Regions from separate parts of the Homo sapiens genome. Here regions 1, 2, 3 and 5 are each linked to region 4. A link is a contact called in ENCODE Hi-C or POLR2A ChIA-PET data. All regions are on one chromosome and are shown on one strand. The core of a region is the stretch at or near the end of the contact, and the rest is flanking DNA. Distances in the headings are between cores, read along the strand shown.

The links. Hi-C counts contacts between places; a loop is a spot of excess contacts on that map. ChIA-PET counts read pairs that join two places held with the same protein, here RNA polymerase II (POLR2A). Pooled maps may share reads with other maps.
Region 1: a map of naive thymus-derived CD4-positive, alpha-beta T cell shows a loop between it and region 4 (9-fold over the local background). The contact joins the enhancer-like site here to the promoter of PRP4K in region 4. A Hi-C loop is called at or near these places in 1 of 168 maps with a recorded cell type or tissue (naive thymus-derived CD4-positive, alpha-beta T cell), 2 of 37 single-sample maps with no recorded cell type and 8 of 50 pooled maps.
Region 2: a loop to region 4 is called in a pooled map, with 2.5 times the contacts of the local background. The contact joins the enhancer-like site here to the promoter of PRP4K in region 4. A Hi-C loop is called at or near these places in 1 of 50 pooled maps. POLR2A ChIA-PET finds 5 or more read pairs at or near these places in 2 of 52 experiments (K562 and RWPE1).
Region 3: a map of CD8-positive, alpha-beta T cell shows a loop between it and region 4 (9-fold over the local background). The contact joins the promoter of GMDS here to the promoter of PRP4K in region 4. A Hi-C loop is called at or near these places in 3 of 168 maps with a recorded cell type or tissue (CD8-positive, alpha-beta T cell and naive thymus-derived CD4-positive, alpha-beta T cell), 1 of 37 single-sample maps with no recorded cell type and 12 of 50 pooled maps. POLR2A ChIA-PET finds 5 or more read pairs at or near these places in 1 of 52 experiments (Panc1).
Region 5: a loop to region 4 is called in a pooled map, with 5 times the contacts of the local background. The contact joins the enhancer-like site here to the promoter of PRP4K in region 4. A Hi-C loop is called at or near these places in 1 of 168 maps with a recorded cell type or tissue (naive thymus-derived CD4-positive, alpha-beta T cell), 3 of 37 single-sample maps with no recorded cell type and 11 of 50 pooled maps. POLR2A ChIA-PET finds 5 or more read pairs at or near these places in 2 of 52 experiments (PC-9 and activated CD4-positive, alpha-beta memory T cell).

What each region holds. Positions count from the first base shown.
Region 1 is chr6:5,172,678-5,176,410 of GRCh38, forward strand. The region is part of intron 2 of LYRM4 (LYR motif containing 4); the gene reads right to left. All of the region lies in intron 3 of LYRM4-AS1 (LYRM4 antisense RNA 1), which reads left to right. Among named protein-coding and RNA genes, the nearest start is that of MIR3691, 26 kb to the left of the region's middle. Within about 2 kb of position 2,279, at least 9 of the 41 ENCODE cell types and tissues checked have a DNase peak (open chromatin) inside an H3K27ac peak, as active enhancers do.
Region 2 is chr6:5,130,908-5,135,078 of GRCh38, forward strand. The region is part of intron 2 of LYRM4 (LYR motif containing 4); the gene reads right to left. The region is part of intron 3 of LYRM4-AS1 (LYRM4 antisense RNA 1); the gene reads left to right. Among named protein-coding and RNA genes, the nearest start is that of MIR3691, 15 kb to the right of the region's middle. Within about 2 kb of position 1,969, at least 18 of the 41 ENCODE cell types and tissues checked have a DNase peak (open chromatin) inside an H3K27ac peak, as active enhancers do.
Region 3 is chr6:2,242,873-2,246,854 of GRCh38, forward strand. It overlaps GMDS (GDP-mannose 4,6-dehydratase), which reads right to left and starts at 2,733. Exons shown (of 11, transcript NM_001500.4): 1 at 2,449-2,733. The coding sequence starts at 2,550. It overlaps GMDS-DT (GMDS divergent transcript), which reads left to right and starts at 2,881. Exons shown (of 7, transcript NR_046229.1): 1 at 2,881-3,058. RefSeq lists an enhancer at 2,375-2,875 and a silencer at 2,376-3,005.
Region 4 is chr6:4,020,039-4,024,061 of GRCh38, forward strand. It overlaps PRP4K (pre-mRNA processing factor kinase PRP4K), which reads left to right and starts at 1,262. Exons shown (of 15, transcript NM_003913.5): 1 at 1,262-1,428. The coding sequence starts at 1,388. It overlaps LOC124901245 (a long non-coding RNA gene), which reads right to left and starts at 1,129. Exons shown (of 2, transcript XR_007059415.1): 1 at 1-1,129. RefSeq lists enhancers at 1,093-1,402, 2,445-2,504.
Region 5 is chr6:2,861,546-2,864,045 of GRCh38, forward strand. It overlaps the pseudogene SERPINB9P1. Among named protein-coding and RNA genes, the nearest start is that of MIR4645, 8.7 kb to the left of the region's middle. RefSeq lists an enhancer at 1,160-1,489. Within about 2 kb of position 1,251, at least 8 of the 41 ENCODE cell types and tissues checked have a DNase peak (open chromatin) inside an H3K27ac peak, as active enhancers do.

The sequences.
Region 1 (3,733 bases), core at 1,029-3,528, 1.2 Mb after region 4:
AAACACGCACCAAAAATCATTCTCATGCTCACAAAGTCAAAACCCTGATGTTTGCATTAATTCTAAAGAGACACGTTAAGGCACTTGAGAGACTAAAATTATTCCTTGATGATTTTCAGAAATACTAATTTTATTCCTTCCTTTCTCCCCCAAAATACTAATAAAGCAATATGGCATTATTTCAGTGACCTATAGGGCTAGCAGCCAGTTACATTCTACTCTTTCACATTAGATGATAAAAACAACCTCCCCAAATGATCTGGAGTCAAGCTGAAGAGCAGCTTCTTCACTGCCAATAAATCCATTTTCTAATTATTCAGAAAGACAGGTTTGTCTTTGGCCCTGACTGCATTAAAAATACCGGAAGTATCATTGCTTTAATGTGCATTATAGAAACATGACTCCCCAAGTGAATCTGATCCATTAATAACATCTCTTTAACTGCTAATGACTTCTGCAGACATGTAATAGAATATTTTATGGCTGTTTTCAACCATCTGTCCTTCTTTCTTTCAATATGAATTTGCCAGAGATGTAATGAAATTTCCTGTCCTCTGTGCCATTACATGTTTGTTAATACCAACACACCAATCAGACACATCAACGCTGTTATGCTCACTATACATGGAGCTATGCTCTGAGCACTGCTCAAGGAATGAGAACCTTCTGTCTCCAATATTCTCTTAGGCTACCCTTGAGCTAGCCCAAGTTTCTAACCTCTGTATGAGCACATTCATGTATGTTCTCGAGATTTGTAGGGCTAATGAATCACGAAGTCTGAATCAGTCATACAATAAGAGTTCTAAGAACAAATACCTGCATTAAAGATGCCACACTTTAAAAAGTTAAACATGATGTGTAAAATTACAATCCTTTTCTTTTCTATGAATGATATCCTACATTAACACATTTGAAATTCAACTAAATTATGCTTTTGAACAGTTAATGAGTACCCCAGTGATCAATATTTCATATTTTCAACTTTTTTCATTTACAAATTCTTTGATTGAGTACTATATGCTAATCACCTTTCATAAAACAGTCCATTGCTCTGAGTGTACGGCTCATGTTTAAATATGTATGCAGAAGAGAAATCCATTTGATAAAAAGATATGTCCTGAATTAATGCGGTGGGTTTTAAAATATAGCCGTAACCTGCTTTAAGGCAGGTTAGACATAGAGTTGCTTTCAATAGGAAGCTGTGCTGGAGACAACAGGCAGATTCCTGGCAGTATGGGTTGCTGTGGTATGAAAAGATCTGTGAAGTGACACTGGAAACTATAGACTGGGGGGCTTTGTTTCGAGGCCTGGGGTAAATGCAGGTCCAAGGAGGAAGCTTCCATTTTGTCCTGAGCCCCAGGATTCTGTGAGAACTGCAACCCAGTGTGCAAAGTGCAGAAAGCTGCCTCCTCTTCGCTCTCTCAGTTCTCTTTTGTTGTCAGACCTGATGTTTTCCTTAGTAGATTCTCTGGAAACATTCTCTGTTTTTTTTTAAGTTAGGGCAAAGAAAAAATAAAGAGTCTTTCACAATCAGCTGTTGGTGTTTAGAGCTTACAACGCATTTTGCAGTGAATGCTCTACAGAGTATCAAAAAATTCATTAAAATTTCACCTGCACAGAGAAAACACAACTAATTTTACCCCTACAGGGCATCAGCTGTGTTACTAAGGACAGTGTCACCTTTAAAGTCAATTCCTGTGGTTGAAATGAGGACTATATGCATCTGTCCTGCTTCCGGCTCCAACCAGAAGTGGTAATGAGGAGAGACAGACGGATGCACAATGATAGTCTTCACAAAAGCTCGAGTTTCAAAATGAAAGGGGAGAGTACTCAGCGCGTCGCATCCTGTTTGGTGTCACTAGGACCTTTCTTCTCAGAGGAAGGAGGCTATTTATAAACTTAATGGTTACTTCAAGGAGGGCAGGCAGAAAAATAAATCTTTAGCTTCAGATTTCTTAAATCTTCTCTTGGTCACTGTTTATTTTGTCTAATTTTCTATAACTTTTATTTAGTCTTTACACTTATAATTGGTAACTGGAAGGTCCCCAATACTAAATTAAGGTGTGTATATATAAACATATATTATCCCCCCTCTCTTTTGAACAGATGTTGTCATGCTTAGGACAAGTTTAAATTCTAACAAACGTCGAGAAAGGCTGAGAATATAAAAGATAAGCAAGGCTTAACGTCAAAATTGAAGCTCTCTTTCAGTTTTATACAGCTAATCATTAAAGTTCTGCTCCTCAGCCAATTCAGCTTAGACACATCACACACGTAATTAATGCACAAAATGCTGCCATTCATGTGCAGATGAAGGAAGGATGCGGTCTATTTATTGAGCGCCTAGATTCTCAGTTACAAGAATTCTTTGCAAATATGATTTAAAGTAAGTAGTATTTAAAGAAGCAATGGCATTCCAGACCCCAATGTGGAAATTTCTGGGGATAAACATAAATGTGCAATCTTAAATAATGCCTTGTTTTATGAGTTCTGGGTCTTTCAAAGAGGGGCTCAGAGCCAGTGCATAGACAAGAGCATAAACCCAGATCTCATGGTATGCTTTTAAAACATTATGAAGCAATATTTCAATATCTAATTTCACATTAAAATGGGAAATCTGGAAACACAAGGACTTCATTCCCACCTCCGTTTGGAACAGCTGTCCTTTAAAACGTAGAGGCCTTCTAGTCAGCCACAGCGCCCTCCACTGGCACTTCTACACATGCCAGCCTCATCCTTCACTTTCCTGCTCGACCTGTGGATTCAAGAGGGAATAGGACACAGGTGGAGTTCTAGGCCCTTATCCTTGAACTGGATTGAGGAAGGGATGGGAGAGGAGAATTAAAGAAGAAAATCAGGAAAAACCATTTCCTGAGGTTTCCAGGATAAAGGGCCAGTGGAATACTAAGGAGAGGGGGCCTGTGGTGGTTTTAAAACAGGGTCACACATTTTGTGACACCCCTGCCATTGAGAATCGGGGGTCTATGTTCCCACACTTTGAATCTGAGCCTGTGACTCCTTTGACCAAAAAAATATGGCAGAAATGAAACTACATATTTCCAAGGCTGTTTCACAAAAGGCCACACAGCTCTGCTCTGTCCTCCAGAACACTCTCCTCTGCAGTTCTGCCCACCAAGTAGGAAGTCGCACTGCTCTGAGGCTACCACGATGTGAGGAAGCCCCGGCCACACAGACATTCTGCTCTACAGCTGCTGCTGATCCTGGCCTAGGCACCAGACCTGTCTCCGGGTGATTCCAAACCCCAGCCATTTGAGTACACCCAGTGTTACAGTCTTCCCAGCTATGGCTGATAGCATGTGCACTATCAGCATTCCCGGCCCAGATAATCTGTGAGTTATAACAAAAATGGTGGTTGTATTACGCTATTAATTTTTTTTTTTTTTTGAGACAGAGTCTCGCTCTATTGCCCAGGCTGGAGTGCAGTGGCGTGATCTCAGCTCACTGTAACCTCTGCCTCCCGGGTTCAAACTATACTTCTGCCTCAGCCTCCCAAGTGGCTGGGACTACAAGCATGTGCCACCATGCCTGGCTAATTTTTGTATTTTTAGTAGAGATGGGGTTTCACCATATTAGCCAGGCTGGTCTTGAACTCCTGACCTCATGATCCACCCGCCTCAGCCTCCCAAAGTGCTGGGATTACAGGCATGAGCCACCGTGCCTGGCCTACGCTATTAAATTTTAAGGTGGTAGAAACAGATTGTTGGTATACTAA
Region 2 (4,171 bases), core at 719-3,218, 1.1 Mb after region 4:
AAAAATAAGGAAAAGAGAGAACCAACTAAAATACATAATAACATAAGACAGAATAAAATCAACTCCATCAGCCATAATATGAAATGTGAATGGACTAACTGGGAAAGGTAACAAAACAAGATGAAAACCCTTTAAACAAAAGTGGTAAAGGAAGACTGAAAATCAAGGGATGAGTTAAGATATACCGGGTATATATGCGGGGGAAAATTCTAGTTTATATTAATATTTGACAAGGCAGAATTGAGTCTAAAACCTTCAAACTAAATAATGAGCAACATTTACAGACAGGATGCGGCAGTCATAAAGCTGTAAGCACTAAATAAGACTGTAGCGAAGTATATAAAACCTGAATTATTAGAAATAAAAGGAGAAACTGACAAAGGCAAAATGATGGTGGGGAGCTTTGATATTCCTCTTAAAAAGGTAATCACAGAGAATTTGAATAATACAATGGACAAACTAAATACACACACATGTATCTCAGAGAATACATGAAAAAAATTTGTGTCTGGCTGGGTGCAATGGCTCACGCCTGTAATCCCAGCAGTTTGGGAGGTAAAGGCAGGAGGATCACTTGAGGCCAGGAGTTTGAGACCAACTTGGCCAACATAGCAACACCTCATCTCTTAAAAGAGAAAAAAGAAAATTGTGCCTGCAAAAAAGCTCCCTCCAAAGACAACAAAGAAAACATTGTCTGTAAGCCATTCACAAAAATTCATCAAGGACTAGGCCAAAAGAAAGTCTGAAAAGGCTCAAACCAGTAGATATTTTAATCTCTTCTATGGTAATTGGTCTATTCAAGCTTTCTATTCCTCAGGTTAATTTATTTTTTATTAGATTTTCAAATTAGCTGCCACAGAGCTGTCCATAGCTTTTTGCTGTACCGTATCCTCACTGTGCAATCATTAAGAACGACATTATAGAAGAATATTTAAAGACTTGGAAAATATGTTTTGTGAAAAGAAGCAGCAGGATACAACTCACGATTGAGAGGCAATCATTATATGCCTTGGCTTCATTATTTTATCCCTGACTTACGCCTTTATCTTTAAGCAGTCGTGGATCCCCAGTTGACAGATCAAGACATATCAGCAGATCCTAACTTTTAACTTGGTTTAACCCGAAGCAAGTTTTCATGATCGTACCCAATTCCTTGTTGCTTTCAGGACAGGCCCACAGAAAAGAAAAAGGGCATTTTTGCATCTCATCTCTTAACCTCCCTGCCTCTCAGGGATTAAGTTTGAGGATCACTTGCTTAATACATAAGCAATACATATTTAGGAAAGTGACATTTACTGGGCATGTGCTAAGCTTACATGCTTTACTTAGTTTCTCACCGTTTTTACCCTTGTCCTATGCAATACATAATATTCATATTTCCTTAGGAATGAGTATATGGAACCAGAGAAACTGAGTAACCTGTGTACATCTGCACAATTGGTAAATGAATTATGGAGCTGAGATACTCCTTTCTAGGTCTTCTGACTTCAAAATCTAGCACTTAAAAAAAACAAAAACAAAAACAGAAACTACAACACACCTCCTCTGAAAGAATGTCTTCTATTCTTTCTAATTAACATTTTAAACGAAAATCCCATGCTTTCAAAGAGAAGAGTACCCAGCCTGTGCTACAAAAGGCTGAGAGTGAAAGTGGGAGGTTTGATTTCCAAGTTTAATTTGTAGTTCTGCTCCAGGAGCACATCTCAGCTACAGTTGTTTTCAGAAATGTGAGTTCAGGATATTAACGAGTAATGCTGAGCAAAGAAAATCACAAGCCAACCACCTCTTGGATCACATAAGTGGAACTTACCTTTGTGAAGCACCATGGGGAGCCGTAAACCCCTTGCCCAGTTTCTTTTGAGTTTACTCAGATTTAGCCAGAAAAGGAAGCTGGCTGAAGCAAAAGAGAACTAGAACTCCCATCTCCGTTTAACCTATTTGCAACTCTGCCAAGGCTGCAGAGCCAGCAGCAGCTGTGGCCTATCAGTGCTCATGAGAAGTGAGTCTTGCAAGGAAATGACATTTCCTTCCCAGGGTAGGGAAGCACGCACTGCTGAGATTCTACGGGTATGACGGCAGCACCAGCCACTGCAGGACAAAGATGACTAGAGAAGGTTCGCCCGCCTCCCCAAGGAATCAGGACTGGTTACTTTGTCTCTTTTTGTTACTGTTGTTGTGTTGGGCAGGGTGTGTGTGCTGGGCAGCCTGAGGGCCACTTGTCCCCGTGCTGCCATCTCACGGGTGAGGCTATGGGTGGCACTGTTTTACACATCTATATGGTAGCTAGAAACAGAGGGCTCTTTCCTCTCACATAAAAGCAAAATCAAGATGATCGATCGTTTTCTTCTTAGGTTTTCCTAAATTTTATTTTCTAAAAAAGGAGAGAACATTTTTTGTGACTGTAGGCAGCAGATTCCTGACAGCGTCTGCTGTCTGACAGGAGTGCAAAAGACATAGTTATCCTTTAGAATACAGAAGCAAACTTGCACGGGCTTAAATCTAGCACGCCACCACCACCTGTGAGGAAGGCTCCAAAGACACGATCCTGACCCGTCCAGCCTCTGTCAATGATTCCAAACCTTGCGTGTACACTGGCATCCCTTGGAGGGCTTTAGAATATTCTGATGCTCGGGTCACACTTAAGAGATTATTAATTACTTGGTCTGGGGTGTTTTTATACATCAGAATTATAAAAAATTGTGGTAAAGTTCACATAACATAAAATCATTTAAACCACTTCAAAGTGCGTAATTCAGTGGTATTAAGTACCTTCATAACTGTACAATCATCAACACTATTTAGTTCTGGAAATTTTCATCACCCCCAAAAGGAAACCCCATACTCATTAAGCAGCCCCTCCCTGTTTTCTTATTTTCCCAGCCTCTGGCAACCACTAATCTATGTTCTGTTTCTATGGGTTTCCGTAGACATGCAGATGAAATCATATAATATGTGGCTTTTGTGTCAGGCTTCTTTCATTTACCGCAGTGTTTTCAAGGTTCATCCAGGTTGTAAACACGCATGAGTACTTTGTGACTTCTAAGGATGAATAATATTCCATTGCGTGGAAATACCACATATTGTTGACCCTTTCCTCAGCTGAAGGATATTTGGGTTGTTTCCATCTTTTGGCTATTGAAAATAGTGCTGCTGTGAACATACGAATACAAGACTGTGTCTGAACCTGTTTCCATTCTTTTGGAGTGAAATTGCTGGGTCATATGGTAATTCTATGTTTAACTTATTGAGGAAGTGACAAGCTGCTTTCCACACATGTCAGGATTTTACAAGCTTCCCAGGTGAGTGTAATGTCTGGCCAAGGCTAAGAACCTAGTTGGTTAAGATAGAGCTTTCAGTTTTTATGTAAGATAAGCAAGAAAACCAAGATAAAATCAGCAAAATCCAGACAAAAGAACTGACTTCTTCAGCAAATAAATTATAAGGAAAAAGAAGAGCAAGGAAGAAAAAAAGATACAGATGGGGCCTATAGATTTCTTTTAAAGACAGATTACAGACAGATCACCCAGTTTGAAGATTGGTGATATTTGTGAGACATTAAAATTTAAACACTTTGTATTTGATGATATTAAGGAATTAGCATTATTTTGTTAGTTATGATAACGGTATCATAGCTATGTTTTAAAAAGAATCATCTTTTCAGATATGTACCAAAATAGTTTAATATGAAAACGAATACACAGTTTCTCAAAACAATACGGGAGAGCATGGGTAGGCGTAAGGATGAAAAATACCATCTATTGATATTACAGAGTATCTAACTCTTAAAGATGGGTGATGGATACACAGGACTCATTTGACAATTCTACATACTTTTGTATATTTTCACATTTTTCCATAATAACAGGTTAAACAGCAAAAAGTCTTCGTCATTGCAACTAACAAATTGGGGAAAATGTCATCAAATGTCTATTTAAGAGATCTCATCCCTATTCCTTCTCCTTCCTCTCCCTTGGTAACGGCACTCCTAGGGCTGTGGAGGGTGCGGTTCACTCCTGGGACTGTGGAGGGTGCGGATCACTCCCGGGACTGTGGAGGGTGCGGATCGCTCCCGGGGCTGTGGAGGGTGCGGATCGCTCCCGGGGCTGTGGAGGGTGCGGATCGCTCCCGGGGCTGTGGAGGGTGCGGATCGCTCCCGGGACTGTGGAGGGTG
Region 3 (3,982 bases), core at 1,483-3,982, 1.8 Mb before region 4:
AAACATACAATAAGGTATGGATTTTCAGACCCCTTGCATTAACACCACAGTGCTCCAGAGATCCTTGATACTCAAGTTGGGAGTCACTGTCCTGGAATACAAATAAAAAACATAAAAGAGCAGTAAATTCCATCTGCAAGTGTTTATGTGGTAGCTACAGAATTCAGCACTATGCTAGGGGTACAGAAGCCAATGCAACACCAAATGAGGAGACAATGCAGAGGGCAGATGCCGGAGGGAAGAAAGAAACACTGGGGCAGAGATTCAACCCAACCTGAAAGCCATGCAGGTGTTTTAAGTTGGAAATGAAATGAGGAACCAAAAAATTCCAGTCAGGGAGTGGTCTGCTGAGTGTGGTGCTTCAGGTAGACTCCCATGACAGGCTGCAGGACAAACTAGAGTGGGGGCCCACTTCCATACCTTCCTGGCCACTCAGTTCCAGCCAAATGACTGCTCTTAAAAGTCAAAATTAGGTTCCATTTCTAATCTGCACTGATTCATACTGCTGGTCGTGTAAATTGGTATAGGCCACACCAACACAGCACATTAGTTAAGATGTTAATCTTAACTAATTTCCGGACAATACTAAAATAAAATCTCTACTTTCCAGAGATTAGGTAAACTTGGTAAACATTTGAGCTTCAGGTCCAGTCTGACAAAATGGAAAAAAGGGAATCATCTGCAGAAAGGTCCCAGCATTAGAAAACAAAGAGAAGGGGGAGGACAGTATGTAGGCCCTGACCTGTCTTACTGCCTCAATTCAAGGATTCAATTTCTCAACCTCAGATCCTTGCCCTCTTACTAGTTTTCAAACTCAGATCCACCTCTTACTAGTTTTCAAACTCTTGTCTATTATGATTACCTTAAGCAAAGCAAGATGCATGAATAACCAGCAGTAAATCAGGTATTCAATACTTGAAATTGTGTAATATTCTGTGACTGTGCATCTGGCCAATTTCAACTTCTCCTTCTTTTTTTTTTTTTTTTTTTTTTTTTTTTTTTTTGAGGCAGGATCTCACTCTCTTGCCCCAGGCTGGAGTACAGTGGTACCATCATTGCTCACTGCAGCAGCCTCAGACTCCCGGACTCAAGTGATCCTCCTGCCTCAGCCTCCTGAGTAGCTAGCACTACAGGTGAGCACCAACATGCCTGCCTCATTTTTTAAATTTTTTTGTAGAGACAACGTCTCAATATGTTGCCCAGGCTGGTCTCAAACTCCTGGCCTCACCTCGAGCAATCCTTCCACCTCTGCACACCGAAGTGCTGAGATTTCAAGTATGAGCCGCTGCCTCCTGCCCACTTAGCCCTTTCTAACACTAGAGAACTTTGAGAGTGGTTTCAATACCAACTGGACACTTCCCAGCGGTTTAACCTCAGGCAAATCAAACTCCCATGCCTCAGTTTCCACATATATAGAGATAATAAAAGTACCTCCTCAAAGAGTTTGTTATGAGAACTAAATGAGTTAATGTTAGGCAAGCGACTGGAACATGATAGACACAATATGTATTAGCCATTATCACCTTTATCTCAGTGTTATATTGGCCACCACCCAGAGATACCCAGGAGCACACACATCACATTCTTTCTACAGCAATATGTGGGCACGATTACTTCATGACCACTGAATCTAAAACAGCACAGCTTGGTAAGACACAGCGGTCGGATCCCACCTACTGCAACACCTCTAAGAGGCGACCCTCACAAACCAGCCATGCTTAGCCTGAGACATTCCGAAGACCTCCTCTTGATTACCTTACTCGACGAACTTATTCCTTTGAAAATGGAACTAGCCGCACTTTTGGACCAGTGTGCCTCGGATACACTTCCAAATGTGTCAACCTGAATCTCAGAAGTTGGCGTGATTTTAAAAAGTTTTTTAAGTTCTTTTTCCTAAACATGTCCTAGTAGGTGACTCCACAGCATTACTTTCTTTCATGTTCTCTTTTCTATCTGGAAATCCGGTGATAGGGGACGAAACCAGCAAAGCACCCTTTTTCTTGCTTCCCAAACGTTAGCAGGTAAGCGCCCCTTGAGCCGAGACACATCAAGAAGACCTCACCCGCAAGTTCATTGATCACCGGTTCTTTTCCCTTTCCGGCACTAGGAGCTGCGAAGCACGACATGGGCTTGGAGGAAGAGACGCTGCGGTCACCTGAGGGGCAGGTGAGAGCGGGCGGTCCTGCCCGGGTGTGAGCGCGACATCCCGCGCGGCACACACGCTCACAGCCCCCAGAGAAAGACCAGAGGCGCTCGATGTATCCCGCACACCCCACACGCAACACACTAACTGCACCGTACCTTCCGTCCCACCTCCCGGCAGCAGACCCCTTCCGGGACGCCGAGAGGGCTGTTCCTGGAGAGACCGCAGCCCACGAGTAGCGGCGCGTAGGGAGAGCACGCGTGCCCAGGCTGCCTCGGCCGGCGCGCCCCCGCCCCCGCACTCACCTGGCCTGTGATACCGGTGATGAGCGCCACGTTCCTGGGCTTGCCCATCTCGCCGTCCCCGGAGCCCCGGGCGCTGGGGCAGCGTGCCGGTGCGTGTGCCATGTCCCGCGGCGGGCGTGCGGTCGGCGGCAGGGCGGAGCGCGGCAGAGGGCAGGCGCGGTGCCGGCAGGAACGCGGGGGTGTGCAGCACGAAGCGCCTCTCCAGGCTGCGGGCAGGGAGGGAGAGCGCACCGCGCGACCGGCCGCCACAGTCTGACAGGGGCGCACGGGAGGCCGTGCAGGGAGGGCCGGGGGCGGGCCGAGCCGGCCAAGGCGGGCCCGACGGGCCAAGCAGCGGGGCTGCGGCCTGACTGGCGCAGCGTCATTCGCGTCAGCCGGCGACGCTGTAGCAGGCCCCGCCCCTCCGCCGACGGCCACCGCGCGGGAGGGGCGGGGCCTGCCGCCGCCACCGCCTCAGGGAAGAGGAAGGAGGCCGCGGCTTCGCGTCCCGCCTCTCGCCTGGCTGGCCGTGGGGGGCCTGGACGCAGTGGCCTCCCGAATCTCCCAGGACCCTAATATCGCCCGAGGATGCTGGGAGGAACGCTGAGCCGACCTCTCCGTTAGGCTGAAGGTCTGAATTTTCAAACCCAGGGGTCACAGGGCCGGGGTCATGGACTTTGATAAATAATTCCTGGAAACCTGTTGCAGTGCCCTTTGAGAAGCCCGGTTTATGGTACCTGAAGGGCAGTAGCGTACAAGGCCCGTAAACGGGGGTCACAGATGTGGGAGTGACTAACTAGGCTGGCTCTCGCTCTTCTGGCCTTTCCTGAGGCTCGGAACCAGTAACGAGGTTCCAAATAGCTGAATTCAAAGTTTTCTCTTCTGAGGACTGCCAGTGCACAAGAAAGTCCCTAGCCCCACCCGTATGCGGCATAAGGAAATGTTGAAAAGACTGCCCGGGTCAATAAACCTGGACGTGGCAGATTTCAAAGAAAGTAATTCAAACACAGGTGGGGTCCCGGCTTACATCTGTTGGATTTGGCTGCCATTTGGCAGCTGCTCGTTGGACAGGGAGAGGAGAGGAGGTGACTCAGAGCCGGGAGGGCAGCAGGTGTGTGTGCCTAAGCAGTTGGCTGCAATCCAGGACACAGACGGAAACTTCCCGGTCTCCGTTGCTCTGCTTCTCTGTCCACATTCCTCTCCCTAATCGATAACTTCAGATCATCATTTCAAATCACAGAGTTACTAGGGCTGTGCCCAATATAACGTGCAAGAGTATGTATAGCAGACCTGGAACCCCAAAATCAGAAAAGCTCAGGATTACATTTAAAACCTCCCTCTCGCGCTCCTCGAGGTCCGTTAGGAATATTTCTTAGCTATAGATAGACTGGTCTGGTTTCACACCTGGCCTCTCCTCTGCGTTCTATGAGGAGAATGGCTCAACAAACATCTGATGGTGCCTCTGAGTGATGAAGAGACCCTGAAGCTGAGGAGAGGGAACACTTCCATTGAGAGGAACATGCTATAAGCTAGAAATGTCTGTGAAATATACGGG
Region 4 (4,023 bases), core at 12-2,511:
AGGCAATCCGCCCGCCTCGGCCTCCCAAAGTGCTAGAGGATTGCAGGCGTGAGCCACCGCGCCCGGCCCTAACATTTCAAAACGTTTGGAATTCAGGCAACAAGAGACATTTTGTAAGAACATTTAAAACCCTTCTCCCCTGGAAATCAAGAGATATGTATGGAGTCTGGAGATTCCGAACTCAATTTTCTAGGACAAAGGCAAACTCAGATGATTACAAGAATGAAAGTGATCGTCACGCTGCTTCCAGGTTCCAAAGTATGGATAATTTTTTTTTTTTTTTTGAGATGGAATCTTGCTCTGTCGCCCAGGCTGGAGTGCAGTGGCGTGATCTCAGTGCAAACTCCGCCTCTCGGGTTCAAGCGATTCTCCTGCCTCAGCCTCCGGAGTAGCTGGGATTATAGGCGAGCGCCACCACGCCCAGCTAATTTTTTGTATTTTTAATAGAGACGGGGTTTCACCATGTTGGCCAGGCTGGTCTCCAAATCCTGGCCTCAGGTGATCCGCCCGCCTCGGCCTCCCAAGGTGCTGGGATTACAGGGGTGAGCCACAGCGCCAGGCGAGAAATATTTTTTTAAAGAGGAATTAAAGAACCTAATTGGTTTTGAGAGTTCTCCAAGAGCCAGTAAATGTTTTCCCCACAATATTCCATTCTACCCCATTACTGTAGAGTCGTTATAGAAGAAAACAAAATCACATAACGCAACTTGGGCCAAAAAACATTACACGTTCCAATTACGGAAATAACGAACTGAATCGTGTCACCCTTGAACTATGTAAAAGTTGAAAAGATGTTCAGTGTTAAATGTAGTAACAGTTCCACATTAAAAGATATTTACGTTCGAGTTTACAGTATTTAAAAATGCCTTTCTACACACTTTCCCGGGAAGTTAATGCCACTTCAGTTGAGCTGTCTAGCGAGATGGTTAAGCATTTACTGTGTCTCTAACACCGACCAGGGGAAAAATCATCAATTCGTTTGCCCGAGTTTAAGAGAATTTTCACCTAACTTCTAATCTCCACAGCCAATCAGTTCTTGGAACCGCACACCCGATGCCGACATCCCTCTCTTGTTGGCTCCCCTCGTTAGCGGGATTCAATAACTAAACGTCCATTTCTAGCATTGACTGAAGAGCTCAAGCTTGACACTCGACCTCAATCCTTAGCAGCACCGCCCACCATGCTCCCGGAAGCTGCGACACTACGCCCTGCGCTAGTCCCGGGACGTGGGGTTTTATATCCGGATTCTTAGCGCGGACTCAGAACCCAGCTCTTCCCTACACGGTCGGCACATGCGCGGCAGCTCTTTTCCTTCTTCCTCCACTTCCCCTACCCTCCACCGTCCGGGAGCCGCCGCCACCGCCGCCGAGGAGTCAGGAAGTTCAAGATGGCCGCCGCGGAGACCCAGTCGCTACGGGAGCAGCCAGAGTAAGTAGTCTCTGTGAGTGGGCCAGAAGCTGGAGCCCGGGGACTGCCGAGTGGGAGCTGCACGGGGTGGCGGGAAAGTTCGGGCCTAACGGCGAGAGTCAAACTTTGCTTTTTCCGGCGCGATTCGTTGTGGGGTGGGAGGCATGGGGAGCAGGCGGCCTTCGAGCTTCCTTCTCCCAGAGGCCGTGGCTGCTGGGGTGAAGGCGGCCGCGGCCTGCCGCGCGTCGTTGCCCCGGGAGGCGTAGGCGCGAGCGGCCTCTACAGGTCCGGTGCGCGTGGCGGCTGCCGCGGCAGTGAGGTCGCGCTTTCCTATGCCTCTTTTGGGGACCCATCTGAGCTCCCTGGCCGCAGCTCTTAGCGGCATCTGTGTTGGGGACACGAGGGTCAGTGGCAGCAGGCGGGCCAAGCCCTAAGTCTTTTCTTCCTCATGCGGTACCCCCAGTCGTCCTTTTACTGGTGTCAGTTTAGGACCTGAAAGCAGAGAGCGGAGGTGCTGGGGTCACACTCTCTGGCCATCCCAGAGCTAGTCTGTGGCTAGCGGGATACTTGATCTCGTCACCTTGTACTCTTTAGTCCAGCAGTCACCCAGTATTGTTTTGTTTTGTTTTGAGTGCCTACCGGCAGCTTTTTTACCAACTTGCAAACTTGAGGCAAAGTAAGATAGAGTCTTTGGTTTTGAGGCCTGGCATTTTTTTTTTTTTTTTTTTTTTGCCTGAGTTTATAACCCTTCTTTAGGAGGACGAGTGGAAGGAGTAGTGGGAATTGCTAGCTACTGCCAAACCACTTTATGTCTATAATTAAGCTAACATTAAGAATCCATGCGGCCAAATGAAAAATGAAAAAAAAAAAAATACGAGTGTATGCTGCAAAGGTTAACCATTGGTTAACTTAAAGCAGTATTTTGCTGTTCATGTCTATGTTAGGAAAACTCAAACAAGAACCTTAACAGAGAGAATGGATTTTACGGCAATGTTCCTATAGCGACCGTTTTTTTTTTTTGTTTTGTTTTTTGTTTTTTTTTGCATCTGCACTGTCTGATCTGTTTCCAGCCATCTTAGAAAGAGGTATAGTCTCCCAGCAACTTGTGACTGAGCGATAGAAGAAATCTTTGCCACCAGACAACCTGACACTTAATTGCTGTGCATCCAGTTTTGGGCTCCTCAATCATCTGCATTACTCAGCTAGGCAGAGAAACGGAATTTTTAATTAAGGGCTTTTCAAAACTGCTGTATTATTTTTACAATTTGACTTAGCAGAGAACAAATGGATTCTGAAGTTTTAAATTAGCTTTAACCTCTTACTGTTTCTCACCAAGTTCATTGTGTGGCACAATTACAGTGTTTATGCCAGTACCGTGCAGATCTCATGCTATGTGGTTACATTTTCTACTAATCTGAAAAGTTCTGTAATATTATGTCCATTTATTTGATTTTAGGGATGTTTCAGATTCATTTCCAGGAGTGGGTCAGCCATAGTTTATTCACATACTGTATTCAAATAATATTAGACTTAATAATTTCAAAAATACATATTTAGGCCTCTGCTGTATGAGTAACAGAGATAATCTTTAATTTCCCTTCCCTTCCCCACAGAGCACTTGGTGTAAATGGAATATTTGGTCTGTATATGTCTCACTTTCAGTAGTTTGAAAGTATTTAACAAAGAAGATAACCATTTGGTATGAAAGCAAACTATGCCTGGTGCTCATAGTGAGTCCCTGAATATAGTGTCTACAACAGTTCTTTAGAGAACACTGAGTAGTTTACAGTTATATAGAATCTATTCAAAACAGAAAATTTAGAAAGAATAAATATAAGAAGCAGCTTTTAAGCTCCCTGAAGGCTTTAATTCTTTTAACAACCCTATGGAGGTAGATACGTTTATTTTCCTTATTTTAGAGATGATGAAACTGAAACACAGAGAAATTAAGTAACTTGCTCAAGGTCACACTCAGTGGCACACCCATTTAAACTCAGGCAGTCTGGTTCTAAAGCCCTGCTGCTAACTATTGTACTGTCTGGCCTCCCACTATACAATGTGGCTTCTTTTTAAATTGCTTGTCAAGTATGAAATTATTTTTGTTTTTTTCCACTGTCCCAGAAAGATACATTTTTTGATGTGACATGTCTAATTTATTGAGAACTAATTTCTCAAACCTGATTTGGCAAAGCAGAGACCAGAGGGAATGTTTTAAGACTAGTTGGTCTTTTGGACCCATTCTGATTTTTATAGCTACATTAATTCTTTTTGTTCATTTTATTTATTTTTGAAACACGAGCTCTTGTCACCCAGACTGGAGTACAGTAACATTATCATGGCTCATTGTAGCCTCAGCCTCAAGTGATCCTCCTACTCCAGCCTCCGGAGTAGCTGGGACCACAGGCATATGACACCATGCCCAGCTAATTTTTTTTTTTTTGAGACGGAGTTTCACTTTCTCTCCAGGCTAGATTGCAGTGGTGCGATCTTGGCTCACTGAAACCTTGGACTCCCTGGTTCAAGCAGTTCTCCTGCCTCAGCCTCCCGAGTAGCTGGGATTACAGGCACGTACCACCACGCCCAGCTAATTTTTGTATTTTTAGTAGAGATGGGGTT
Region 5 (2,500 bases), core at 1-2,500, 1.2 Mb before region 4:
GTCTGCAGCTTGCCTCCTGAGCCAGCAAGACCGTGAACCCACCAGAAAAAAAAAACTCCAAATACATCTGAACATCAATAAAGGACAGACTCCAGATGTGCCACCTTAAGTGCTATAACACATCATGAGGGTCTGCGGTTTTGTTCTTGAAGTCAGTGAGACCAAAACCCCACCAATTCCCGGTCACAAAAGGGTATAAAGTTTGAATTATGGGTTGAGCATTCTGGCTCACACCTGTAATCTCAGTACTTTGAGTGGCTGAAGTGGAAAGATAAGTTGAACACAGGTGGGGGAGGTAGCAGTGAGCTGAGATCACACCACTGCATTTCAGCCTGCGTGACAGACTACCTCAAAAAGTTTAAGGTACTCAAAGTTAACACATTTTGGAAATCTAAGGTACAGCATGGCTATGAAAGTTCATGAGAATGTATGCTTGAGATGTGCTAAGAGTAGATCCTGAATGTTCTCATCACATACACAAATGATAAGTAAATGTGGAGGATATGTTAATTTGCTTGACTATGGTGATCATTTCACAATGTATCTGTATTTATGGTTTAAATGTTTGTTCCCTCCCAAACTCATGTTGAAATTTAATTACCACTGTAACAGTATTAAGAGGTGAGACCTTTAAGAGGTGATCAGATCATGAGGGCTCTGCCCATATGAATGGATTAATGCATTTATCTGGGGAGTGGATTCCTTATAAAAGGACAATTTGGGCCTTCTTTTGTCTCTCATCCTCTCTTGCCTTCCACCTTCCACCATGGGACGAGGCAGCAAGAAGGCCTTCACCAGATGCCAGACCCTCAATCTTGGATTCCCTGCCTCCAGAACTGTGAGGAAATAAATTTCTGTTCTTTATAAATTACCTAGTCTGTGGTATTCTGTTATAGCAGCACAAAATGGACTAAGACATATATCAAAACATCACATTGTACATTGCAAATGTATACAATTTTTGTTTGTCAACTATACCTCAAGAAAGCTAGAAAAAATCAAATAGTCAAATGGATCTAAAGTGTTTCTAAGTAGCAAAAGTGCTTTACACATCTATTTTGTTACCATGTTCTATGTCATATTGAAGGTGGGCTTGCCTTTCCACCTTTGGAGTGGATCATAAAGTCCTTGAAGAATGGTCTTCCCACAGTATTCAGCACACAGGAGTACCCAAGACATTTGTGTAGAGTTCCTCTGAATTAAAGCTGATGTCAACAACACTTCAGATGTCACCAGAGGGTAGGCAGGGCTGCAGAGTCACCCACCTTCAAGGATGATGCTCCAGTCATACCCAATGTGAAAGGTGTCCCCTGGAGCCATGCAAACAAATGAGGTGGCCCCAAGAACAGGATCCTAACATCTCAGGAAGTCAGTCGGCCTTGCTTGGCCACAACTTGAGTTGCACTTAATTTTTAAACTACCATTAATCCCCCAAAACAGGTGGTGAGAAGGTATTTTATATATGAGTGTAACGGCTTTGTTCTCATTCTAAAAGAAAGCAGATGTTATTCAAATCAGATGACCACAACCAGATGACGGAAAGGGGAAGGCAAAATGTTTTAACTTATTAAAAATATAAACTTGACTCAGAATACTCACATGATTCAGCTAAAGAGAAAATCATCTCTGGTGTTTAGGCACTCATTTGCATTTAAAAACCCAAAAGGAATCATTGTGACGAATTGTTGATATTAATATTTGTATTAACTGTCTAGGGCTGCCATACATAACAAAGTACTTTAGGCTGGGCAGCTTAAACAACAGAAAGGTATTTATTGTCTCATTTCTGAGGGCTGAAAGTCTAAGATCAAGGTGTCAGTAAGGTGGGTTCCTTCTTGGGACTCAGAGGGAGAATATGTTCCAGGCCTCCCTCCTTAACTTGCAGATGGCCCTCCTCTCTCTATAGCTCTTTAGTGTTTTCCCTCTGTATGTGTCCGTGTCCAAATTAACCCTTTTATAAGGACGCCAGTCATATTGGGTGACCTAATGACCTCATTTTGCCTTAATTACCCCTGTAAAAACCCTGTCTCCAAATACAGTCACATTCCAAGATACTGGAGGTTAGGAATTTAACATATGAATTGAGGGGAGTGAAGAACAACCCAATCCAGCCCATGACAGTGTCCTAGTGTTTCAAGACAGTTTCTGCACAGATAGACATGGAGACATCGTTCTATCCTTACCTTGCTGATTTTAAGACTCCCTACCCCACACACAAGTTGCTGCTGTTGTTTATTTAATAAAACTGTGTAGATCACTTTCCTTTGAAACACTGATGCACAGCTGTGGAAGGTGGGGTATCTGGGATTACATGCCGACATCCAACCTCGCTGGACCTATCCGGCCCCAGGCATTGCACCAAGGACTGAGATACACTCGTGGATTTAATCATCCAAACACATCTCCTAGGAGGAAGGCCATACATGATCCCCCCAGGCTGAGGCTTCTTAAGGCTCCCCAAGGGGAGGTGGACTTGACACACTGAATACAGGATCACTCC